Regions from separate parts of the Homo sapiens genome. Here region 1 is linked to region 2. Evidence: chromatin loops called from intact Hi-C (ENCODE). Cell type or tissue: lower leg skin. All regions are shown on one strand.

Region 1 (5,000 bases), 680 kb after region 2:
TGTCAGCCCCCAGGGAGCTCACACGGGCCCCAGAAACGGGAGAAAGACACGTGGGTCTCCCACAGCCCCTCCCGCAGCGGGGCTTTGGGAGGGGCCGTCCAGGCCGGGGCTGAGCTGCGCACACTCGCTGTGTGGTCTGCCCTGAGCCCCAGACTTTTCGCCCGTCCACTTCACCGGCGGTGACTCAGGCTTGGGTAAGAAAACACCCGGTTTCCCAGCAGACTGGGACCGAGAGTCCCGGAACCCAGGCGCGGTGTCCCTGGTGCCCACTGAGGGGCTGGCATTTAAGGCGCCTGCCGGCCCCTCGTCCTTTCCTGGGGCCTTTCGGAGAATCCGCGCAGCGCCCGCTTCCCTGCCAGGGGGTGAGGCCCACGGGAGGAAGCTGGAATGCGGACTGGAAAATGAAAATGCCCTGTTAATGAGCAGCCAGCAAAGACGGGAAACGCCAGAGTTTCCAGGAAGGGGCTTTGGAGAGCGGGCGCTCGGGCCCTGGGCCTCAGTGGCCGTGTGCAGAAAATGAGGGCCGATCCCGGTGGCTGGGGCCGGCCCAGGCCACCCAAGGTGTGAGTGGCACAGCTGAGCTCGGACCCCTGACCCCAATTCAGGGCTCCTTCCGCTAGGGCGAGCCCACCACCCGCGCAGAGCCCCTGACAGCTTCCCCAAGCCAGGCGGCCGCCCTAGGGAGGTTGCTCTGCTCCCCTAAGGGGAGGGCTCCAGGCAGGCACCATCTCACCTGCGTTTCACTCAACCACCTGAGGCGGAGCTGACCCTCCAGCATGGATCCCACCGCAGACCAGAGCACAGATCTGATCCCAACACGGACCTGACCCCCAGCACGGACCTGACCCCTAGCACGGACCTGACCCCCAGCACGGACCTGACCCCCAACACGGACCTGATACCCAACACGGACCTGACCCCCAACACGGACCTGACCCCCAGCACGGACCTGACCCCCAACACGGACCTGATCCCCAACACGGACCTGACCCCCAACACGGACCTGACCCCCAGCACGGACCTGACCCCCAGGTGTGGACCTAACCCCCAGCACGGACCTGACCCCCAGCACGGACCTGACCCCAGGGCGCGGACCTGACCCCCAGCGCAGACCTGACCCCCAGCACGGACCTGACCCCCAGCACGGACCTGACCCCCAGGTGTGGACCTAACCCCCAGGTGTGGACCTGACCCCCAGGTGTGGACCTAACCCCCAGCATGGACCTGACCCCAGGGCGCGGACCTGACCCCCAGCACGGACCTGACCCCCAGCACGGACCTGACCCCAGGGCGCGGACCTGACCCCCAGCACGTACCTGATCCCCGAGCTCGGACCTGACCCCCAGCACGGACCTGACCGCCAGCACGGACCTGACCCCAGGGCACGGACCTGACCCCCAGCACGGACCTGACCCCCAGCACGGACCTGACCCCAGGGCGCGGACCTGACCCCCAGCATGGACCTCACCCCCAGCACAGACCTGACCCTCAGCACGGACCTGACCCCCAGCATGGACCTGACCCCAGGGCGCGGACCTGACCCCCAGCACGGACCTGATCCCCGAGCTCGGACCTGACCCCCAGCACGGACCTGACCCCAGGGCGTGGACCTGACCCCCAGCACGGACCTGACCCCCAGCACGGACCTGATCCCCGAGCTTGGACCTGACCCCCAGCACGGACCTGACCCCCAGCACGGACCTGACCCCAGGGCGCAGACCTGACCCCCAGGACAGACCTGACCCCCAGCACGGACCTGACCCCCAGGTGTGGACCTAACCCCCAGCACGCACCTGACGCCAGGGCGCGGACCTGACCCCCAGCACGGATCTGACCCCCAGCACAGACCTGACCCCCAGCACGGACCTGACCCCCAGCACAGACCTGACCCCAGGGCGCGGACCTGACCCCCAGCACGGATCTGACACCCAGCACAGACCTGACCCCCAGCACGGACCTGACCCCCAGCACGGACCTGACCCCAGGGTGCAGACCTGACCCCCCAGCAAGAGTCTGACCCCAGGTCACAGACCTGCCCCACCCCCGGGCGCAGACCTGACCCCCAAGCGGATCTGACCCCCAGCACAGACCTGACCCCCGAGCTCGGACCTGACCCCAAGCTTAGATGTGACCTGAGCTCGGATCTGACCCCGTCAGAGTGCAGATCTGACACCCAGTAGGGATCTGACTCCTGAGCACGTCCAATTAAGGCTCTGAAAGATGTGTGGCCCCTTCCTTCCTCCCACAGTGCGTCACGTGTTGTGTTTCATGCTCAAGGAAGGGTGTGTATGTGTGTCCGTGTGAGAGAGACAGAGGTAAAGTATGTGTGAGAGCGTGCATGAATGTGTGTATGAGAGTGTGAGAGTGAGGGTGTGAAATTGAGAATCAATGTGTGTGTGAAAGTGTGACAGGGAGTGTGCAAGCGTATGAGCGTGACTCTGGACGAATGCATGCATGCAGACATGTTTAGAGGCTGAATGTGTTTTGAGTGTGTGTGAGTGCATATGTATGTGAGAATATGTGAGTGCATATGAGTGCATATGTGTGTTTGTGTGACTGCATGTGTGTGTGTGAATGTGAGATTGTGCTGTGTGAATGTGAGTTTGTGCATGTGTGTGTGAATTCGTGTGAGTGCATGTGTGTGTATGTGTGAAGACTGCATAAGTGTGAGTGCATGTGTGTGAATTTGTGTGCACGTGTGTGAGTGTATGAGTGCATGTGTGTATGTGTAAATGTGAGTATATGTGTACGTGAAGAATGCATAAATGTGTGTGAGTGCAGGTGTGTGTGTATGTGTGAAGACTGCGTAAGTGTGAGTCAGTGCATGTGTGTGTGAGAGGGTGAGTGTGTGAGAGCGTGTGTGTGTGATATTTACTGAGCCCCACACCCACTCCTGTCCCAGACGGCCACACGCCCCTGTGCTGGGCACTAACAATACAGAGGCCACCAGGTTGTAACTCCCACCCCAAAGAAGCGACGATCCAGCCGAGGACGCTGAACGCACCTCTAGAATGCAGTGCAATAGGGCACAGACCCATAGTTCCTCGAGGACCGGGACAGAATGTCCTCTCCCTCCCGAAGCTCAGTGCTGAGCACATGACTGATGCTAACATGCATGGTTGGTGGTTGGTGGCTTGTTGTTGGTGGCTGGTTGTTGATGAGCTGATTGGTTGGTTGGGTAGTTGGTTGGGTGGGTGGATCATTGTTCATTAGTTGGTTGGTTACTGATGTTAGTTGGCTGGCAGAGAACAAAAACCAGATAAGCCAGCATGGTACCCTAAACAGAACATGGACTTTGGGGTCACAGAACATGAATCCCACTCCTAACTCTGCCTTTTCCAAGCTCTGTGGTCATGAGAAAGCCCCTTCACACTGACATTTCCATGCCATAGGTTCCTCATCTGTAAAATAGGGATAATGGTAGCTACTTTGCAGTTAACACACATACAGTGACTAGGACATTAAGGGCACTCAGTGAATGGCAGACACTGTCACTATTATTCAACATGGAAATGAAGGATTAGATTCTGGAGTGTGTAAGACATCTTTCCTGCAACCCCCAACGTGACATCACTCGAGATTCTGCACACCGTCTCCACGTAGGCCCATGAGAAAAAAATACGAGTCACAACCATTGCATAATATGAGCCAGCCTATAACTTACAAAGTGCACAGAACTCTTGAAGGAATTTCAAAGCCCATGGAGCTCAAAGCCCCCTTCCTCTGGCCATTTGGGATTAATGACTAGCCCGAAACACACATATCTCATAGAGAGAAGGTTCGCCAAAAGTCACCAGCACATGACTTAGAAGCCTCCAAAACACTTTGCAGTTTGCAAAGCACTTTCACATATATTATGTCATGTGGCCCTCAGTGTACTCCTGAAAGGTAGACAGGACTCAATTAGTCTCCCCATTTACAGATGAGGAAACTGAGGCTCAGAGAAGCAAAGTTACTCAAATAAGTCACACAGCGGAGTACAAGATACAAGCTGTCTTTCCAATACTGAGATACATGGTCAATGTCTTAAAGCACAAATGGGCTGGGCATGGTGGCTCATGGGTGGGCATGGTGGCCCAGCATTTTGGGAGGCCGAGGTGGGAGGATCTCTTGAGCCCAGGAGTTCAAGACCAGCCCTGGTAACACAGCAAGACCCCATCGCTACAAAGAGAAAAAAAAAATTAGTCAGGCATAGTGATGAGTACCTGTTATCCCAGCTACTTGGGAAGCTGAGATGGGAGGATCACCTAAGCCTGGGAGGTCGAGGCTGCAGTGAGCCATGACTGCACCATTGCACTCCTGCCTAGGTGACACAGTGAGACTCTGTCTCAAAAAAACAAACAAATAAAACAAAAAAACCCCTAACAATCTGGAAATTGTTCAGATCAACAAAAAAGCACTAAAGGATACTTGGAGGTGTGGCAAAGTAGGAATTCCATTATAAAGTAATAAAAACTAAATTCCTAGTTCAACTCATAGAAAAACAGTAAACTCCAGATACATTAAATAACTAAATATGAAAGGCAAAAAAATTAAAAATGTGGAGGAAAACACAGGAAATAGCTTTATAAATTTTGAGAAAGATTTCTTAAACAAGAGGTAAAGACAATATCATAAAGGAAAAAATAATACATTTGGAGATTGAGGGTTATGAGGCTGAGTCCCAATAAAGGACTCAATAGTGGCATTTCAGCAGTAAGCAGAGAAAACATCCAGGAGTGGCTGAATTCCTTCACATCTTCCTAGAATGCAATAATATATTCTGTCAAAGTCTTCAGCCTATCAAGAAACACTTATTATCACCAACATCATAACCATCATCATAACCATTACCATAATATATCTTCACCATCATCATCACCATTGTCACCATCATCATCACCATCACTACCACCACCATCATTATCCACCGTCATCCATCATCATCACCACCATCACCATCACCACCACCACCACCATCGCCATCACCACCACCATCATCATCCATTATCACCCTCACC
Region 2 (5,000 bases):
GCTGAGGCCTCATAAACAGTGACTTTCCTGGAAGAGGGTCTCGACAAACAGCGAAGCCCCCGATGCCCTCCCTCCCCCACAGTGCTGACCCTCAGGAACCCTGGCTGAGTTTGGTTTGCTTTTCTGTAGGAGGATATATTCACCTAACGTGTCCGATGACTTCATTTGTTGCTACTTTTCTAGTTAAAATCTTCAGAATGTAACCAGGCTGTTCCTAGCTCTCTGCCAGAGGAGGCTGTCCAGGCTCCCCCTAATACGGCTGCAATGGGCCCCTTCTATGACGCGCAGGCCTAGAGGGACTGCCAGCAGCTTCGCTGTGGCTAATGCCCTTGTGCAACCTTCCCACCATCCCTGTTCTCGGCTCTGAGGAGCCGCCAGCCTTATGCTCTGTCTCGTGCATTGGCTTCCACTTACAAGGAAGCTGTGGACCAGAGTTCCCAAGTGAAAGACTCTTAAGAAAGACATCAAGGGATATTTTCATTTCCTGGAAGAGCAGTGACCACCTTCTTTCCCAGTGCTCCTGGTGCGCTTAGAGGGCCGCCCATACACTCTGGGTTACAAAGGCTGTTCCCTCTGCGTTCATCAGCGGCCAACCGAGGAGTGCACACCTGGGAGTCCCCAGCAGTGCCTGCCCAGGACACCTGCAGGGAAAGTCCCGGCTGGGCTGTGGCAAAAGCAGCAGGTATTCTGTGTTCATCCTTAGAGGTGATGTTGTTAATTTTCCATGCCCAAAGGAGGGATTCAAACGGTGAATGATTTGGGATTAAAGAATGGGAGACGTGGACACGTATGCTTATTTGACCAGTAGTTTTGTCCACACGAAGCACAAATGTCTTCTCAGTAATTCTGGCTGTTTGCCAGCAGAGACAGCATCATAACCTACAGGCTGATTTGCAGGGTCAAACTCCTACTGCAGACTAATTTGCAACCTGTGCCATTACCTAATCTGGAGATAAAAACCACAAATGCATAAAATGTACAAAGGCTTGGTACTGCCTCCTACTCAGGCTAGATCTGCTTGAAGATCCAGATCGTCAGTAAAAAAAAAAAAAAAATCTGGATTTAAAAAGGGAAGACCAATGAGATAACACCAGGCAGAGCTTGCTGCGCCTGGGATGGCAGAAAACAACTCTTAAAAATGAAAAACAGGGGGCAAGTAAAGCTTCAAGGCATTCACCCTCCCAGCCCATGTGGCCATTTCTGCCATCTACAGAGGCAGATTTTAAACCTAGCTGCTTTTTCGAATCCCAGAGATCCATACGCAGATTCTTAGGCCTGGGCCTGGACATGGTCATTCAGGAGCCAAATTGCTCAAAAGCTCCTTGGGTGATTCTAACATACAGCCATGCTGGGATTGCCAACAGCTCCCATGCCAGACAGAAAACACTTAAAAGAGGAGGAGCCGCTAAGCTACAGGCCAGAGCTGGCCACTGCCGTGACCCACCTTGAACCAGGTGATTCCCATTGGCTTTGGGCGCTTGCAGCCTGTGGCGATGACTCTGGTTGGAGTGAGGATGTAGTCCACAGTGATGTCGTGCTCCTCAACAAGCTCTTCAGGGATGTCCACGACCTGGGGGAAGAGAGGAGGGATAAAGGGGCTGCTGGGAATGCCACTGCAGTCGTGCACACTGCCCCGCTCGGTGGGAACGTGAGGCTGGCTAGAGAAGCACCCCCAAATCCACTCTGGGGCTAAGGCTTAGCCGCTGTACCACTAGCAAGTCCAGCCCTGGCTGATCCACACCACTCGCCACACAGCATGGTTCAGAAGCAGATGAGTCTCCTTCCCCACCCCCTGCTCCCTCAGAAGAGAATGGCAGTGGCTCTGCTCAGCCCATTCATAAGGAGCACCTGGCAGTCGTGGACGATGGTGACCACCGGCGTCTCCTTGCTGACGGCGCCCATGGATACCATCATGGCATATTCCAGATCGGCGTAGCCTTCTCCCTTCCCGATTCTCCAGCCTAAGAGACAACCGAGAATCAGTATCGCTGTGCGGTCCGGGGCATCGCTGAGAAGTGGATTTTCCATCAGGTCCAGTGGAAGAAGAAACTTGAACCCAATATCCCGAGCTAATCTATAGAAATTTTCACAGAAATGCCCACCAAATGCCCACAAGCAGCCCACACTGACGATGGACTTTTGGGCATTCAACAGGAATAACAACACGGCCAATGTCAGGTGGTGAAACTACAATGACGTGAACACTGGACCGTTCAAGCATGTCACAAAGGGAAACAGATCACACTCATGTCAGCTTTATGTTAGCAAGACTCATACTTAAAAAGAATGAAAAGAGCAGTTCTCAAAAAGACTAAAAACAAATTCCCACTGAAAGCAAAACATGTTTAATCAACTTACCTCGGAGGGAAAATCGCTGCTCTGAAGTCAGGAGTGTGTGAGGGCATGGCCTTGTTTCTTCAAAAGCACTGAATACTCACCACTAGATACCAGGTCCTGAGGGACGGTTTAAGCAGTACTAAAGCGTTTTGCAAATTTGTAATTAGTGGCACAACAAAAGGATTATCTGAGCCTAAAAGAGTAGCTAAGATGAAATCGAGGTTTAACAGCCTCTCTAGCCAAATCAGCTATTCAGAGACAAAAATGCAGGAAGACAGGATACATCAAATGCCTTCTGGCCCCCATGGAGAAGCTACAATTCCGCTTATGAGAAGCCTGAGGCACTTCAGAAACTGAGGCCAGCGAGTGCCACCAGCAGCATCACCCGCAGAGCACCCGCATCACTGCTGCCGTGTCTAAGACTCACATCTGATCAAGCTACTTTGACAATTCAAAACCTTCAACTGTGCATGCAGAGAAACAAGAGAAAGAAAATTCAACAGAAAAATAGCAAAGGATATGAACAGTTCACAGAAAATGACAGGCAGATAAGCCGCAAACATGAAAAATGCTTGACTGCCTCCTAATTAGGTGCAAATCAAAGGCAAAGGAGATGCTAGTCACTGCTCACTAGCGGACTGCTCAAAGTCAAAGCTGGCTCACTCCAGCTAGGAACAAGGAAGCGGGAAAAGAGGCCAGGCACCACTGTTGAGGGCCGAAAGTGAGCGGCCCTTCTGGTGGCAACATCAAGGCTGACAATCCACCCTTCAGTTCAGCAACTCCCCTCCGAGGCATTGGCCCCCATGGATAGCCCCAAAGGTGCACCTAGACTATCCCACAGAACATACTTCACTCCAACATGGTCTGTAAGAGAAAAGACCAAAGCCAAATCTGGAAATAACTCATAACGTATGCATCCATCGGCGGGGGTGGGCTTCAGTTACTGAGGTGCAGTCACGTGAGAACACCGTGCAGTTCCTCAACACGGGCCCAGGAGGCCAGCCCGCAGTGCTGACAGGAAGGGGCTCTAAGACACAGTCTCCAGCAAGGCACGGAGCTCTGTGTGTGCCACCGTCCCTTCTGTGAATGCAGAAAAGGGATATCTATACATCTATACCTAAAAACTATAAGACAGGGGTTCCCAACTCCTGGGCCACAGACCAGTACTAGTCCATGGCCTGTGAGGAACCGGGCCACACAGCACGAGGTGGGCAGTGAGAGAGTGAAGCTTCATCTGTATTTACAGCCGCTCCCCATCACTCTCATTACTGTCTGAGCTCCGCCTCCTGTCCGATCAGCTGCGGCATTAGATTCTCACAGGCGTGCAAACCCTCGTATGAATGGTGCATGCCAGGGATCTAGGTTGCGTGCTCCTGATGAGAATCTAATGCCTGCTGATCTGTCACTGTCTCTTATCACCCTGAGATGGGACCGTCTAGTTGCAGGAAAACAAGCTGAGGGCTCCCACTGATTCTTTATTATGAGTTGTATAATTACTCTGTGATTTATTATGATGTAGGAATAACAGAACTAAAGTACACAATAAATGTAATGTGCTTAAATTATCCTGAAACCGTCCCCTCCCTGGTCCATGGAAAAATTGTCTTCCATGAAACCGGTCCCTGGTGCCAAAAAGTTGGGGACCACTGCTATAACATATCTGTGTCTCGGCAAAAGAAACTATCATCAGAGTGAACAGAGAACCTACAAAATAGGAGACAATTTTGCAAACTATCTGTCTGACAAAGGTCTAATATCCAGAGTCTGTAAGAAACTGAAACAAATTTACAAGAAAAAAACCCAAACAACCCCAATAAAAAGTGGGCAAAGGGCATGAACAGACACTCCTCGAAAGAAGACATTTATACAGCCAACAAACATGGAAAAAAGCTCAACATCACTGATCATTAGAGGAATGCAAATCAAAACCACAATGAGACACCACCTCATGCCAGTCAGAATGGCCACAGATGCTGGCAAGGCTGTGGAGAGATAGGAACACTTTTACACTGTTGGTGGGAAGGTAAATTAATTCAACCATTATGGAAGACAGTGTGCTGATTTCTAGAGGACCTAGAACCAGAAATACCATTTGACCTAGCAATCCCATTACTGGGTATATACCCAAAGGATTATAAATCATTCTACTCTAAAGACACGTGCACATGTAGGTTCACTGTAGCACTATTCACAATAACAATGACATGGAATCAACCCAAATGCTCATCAACGATAGGCTGGATAAAGAAAATGTGGTACATATACACTATGGAATACTATGCAGCCATAAAAAGGAATGAGAGCATGTCCTTTGCAGGGACATGGATGGAGCTGGAAAACATTATCCTCAGCAAACGAACGCAGGAACAGAAAACCTAGCACTGCATGTTCTCACTCGTAAGTGGGAGCTGAACAATGAGAACATATGGACACAGGGAGGGGAACAACACATACTGGGGCCTGTCAGGGCAGGGGCAGTGGGAGGGAGAACATCAGGTAAAATAGCTAATGCATGCTGGGCTTAATACTTAGGTGATGGGTTGGTAGGTGCAGCAAATCACCATGGAACACGTTTACCTATGTAACAAACCTGCACATCCTACACATGTATCCCGGAACTTAAAAAAAAAAGATATCTGTGTCTCACACGCATGCTACTATGT

The links. Hi-C counts contacts between places; a loop is a spot of excess contacts. Peaks named below come from ENCODE experiments on the same cell type or tissue, not always from the same donor. Only the 100,000 strongest peaks of a DNase experiment are listed, where the experiment ranks them.
Region 1: it touches region 2 in a loop (6-fold over the local background); 1 of 110 quality-filtered maps calls a loop at or near these places.

The regions. Positions count from the first base shown.
Region 1 is chr16:87,216,793-87,221,792 of GRCh38, forward strand. The region is part of intron 2 of LOC101928708 (a long non-coding RNA gene); the gene reads left to right. Among named protein-coding and RNA genes, the nearest start is that of C16orf95, 98 kb to the right of the region's middle. In lower leg skin, no CTCF peak of the experiment used is centred here; DNase peaks (open chromatin) are centred at 239, 809, 2,029 and 4,079.
Region 2 is chr16:86,540,253-86,545,252 of GRCh38, forward strand. It overlaps MTHFSD (methenyltetrahydrofolate synthetase domain containing), which reads right to left. Exons shown (of 8, transcript NM_001159377.2): 6 at 1,849-1,961; 7 at 1,445-1,570. Among named protein-coding and RNA genes, the nearest start is that of MTHFSD, 12 kb to the right of the region's middle. In lower leg skin, no CTCF peak of the experiment used is centred here; no DNase peak of the experiment used is centred here.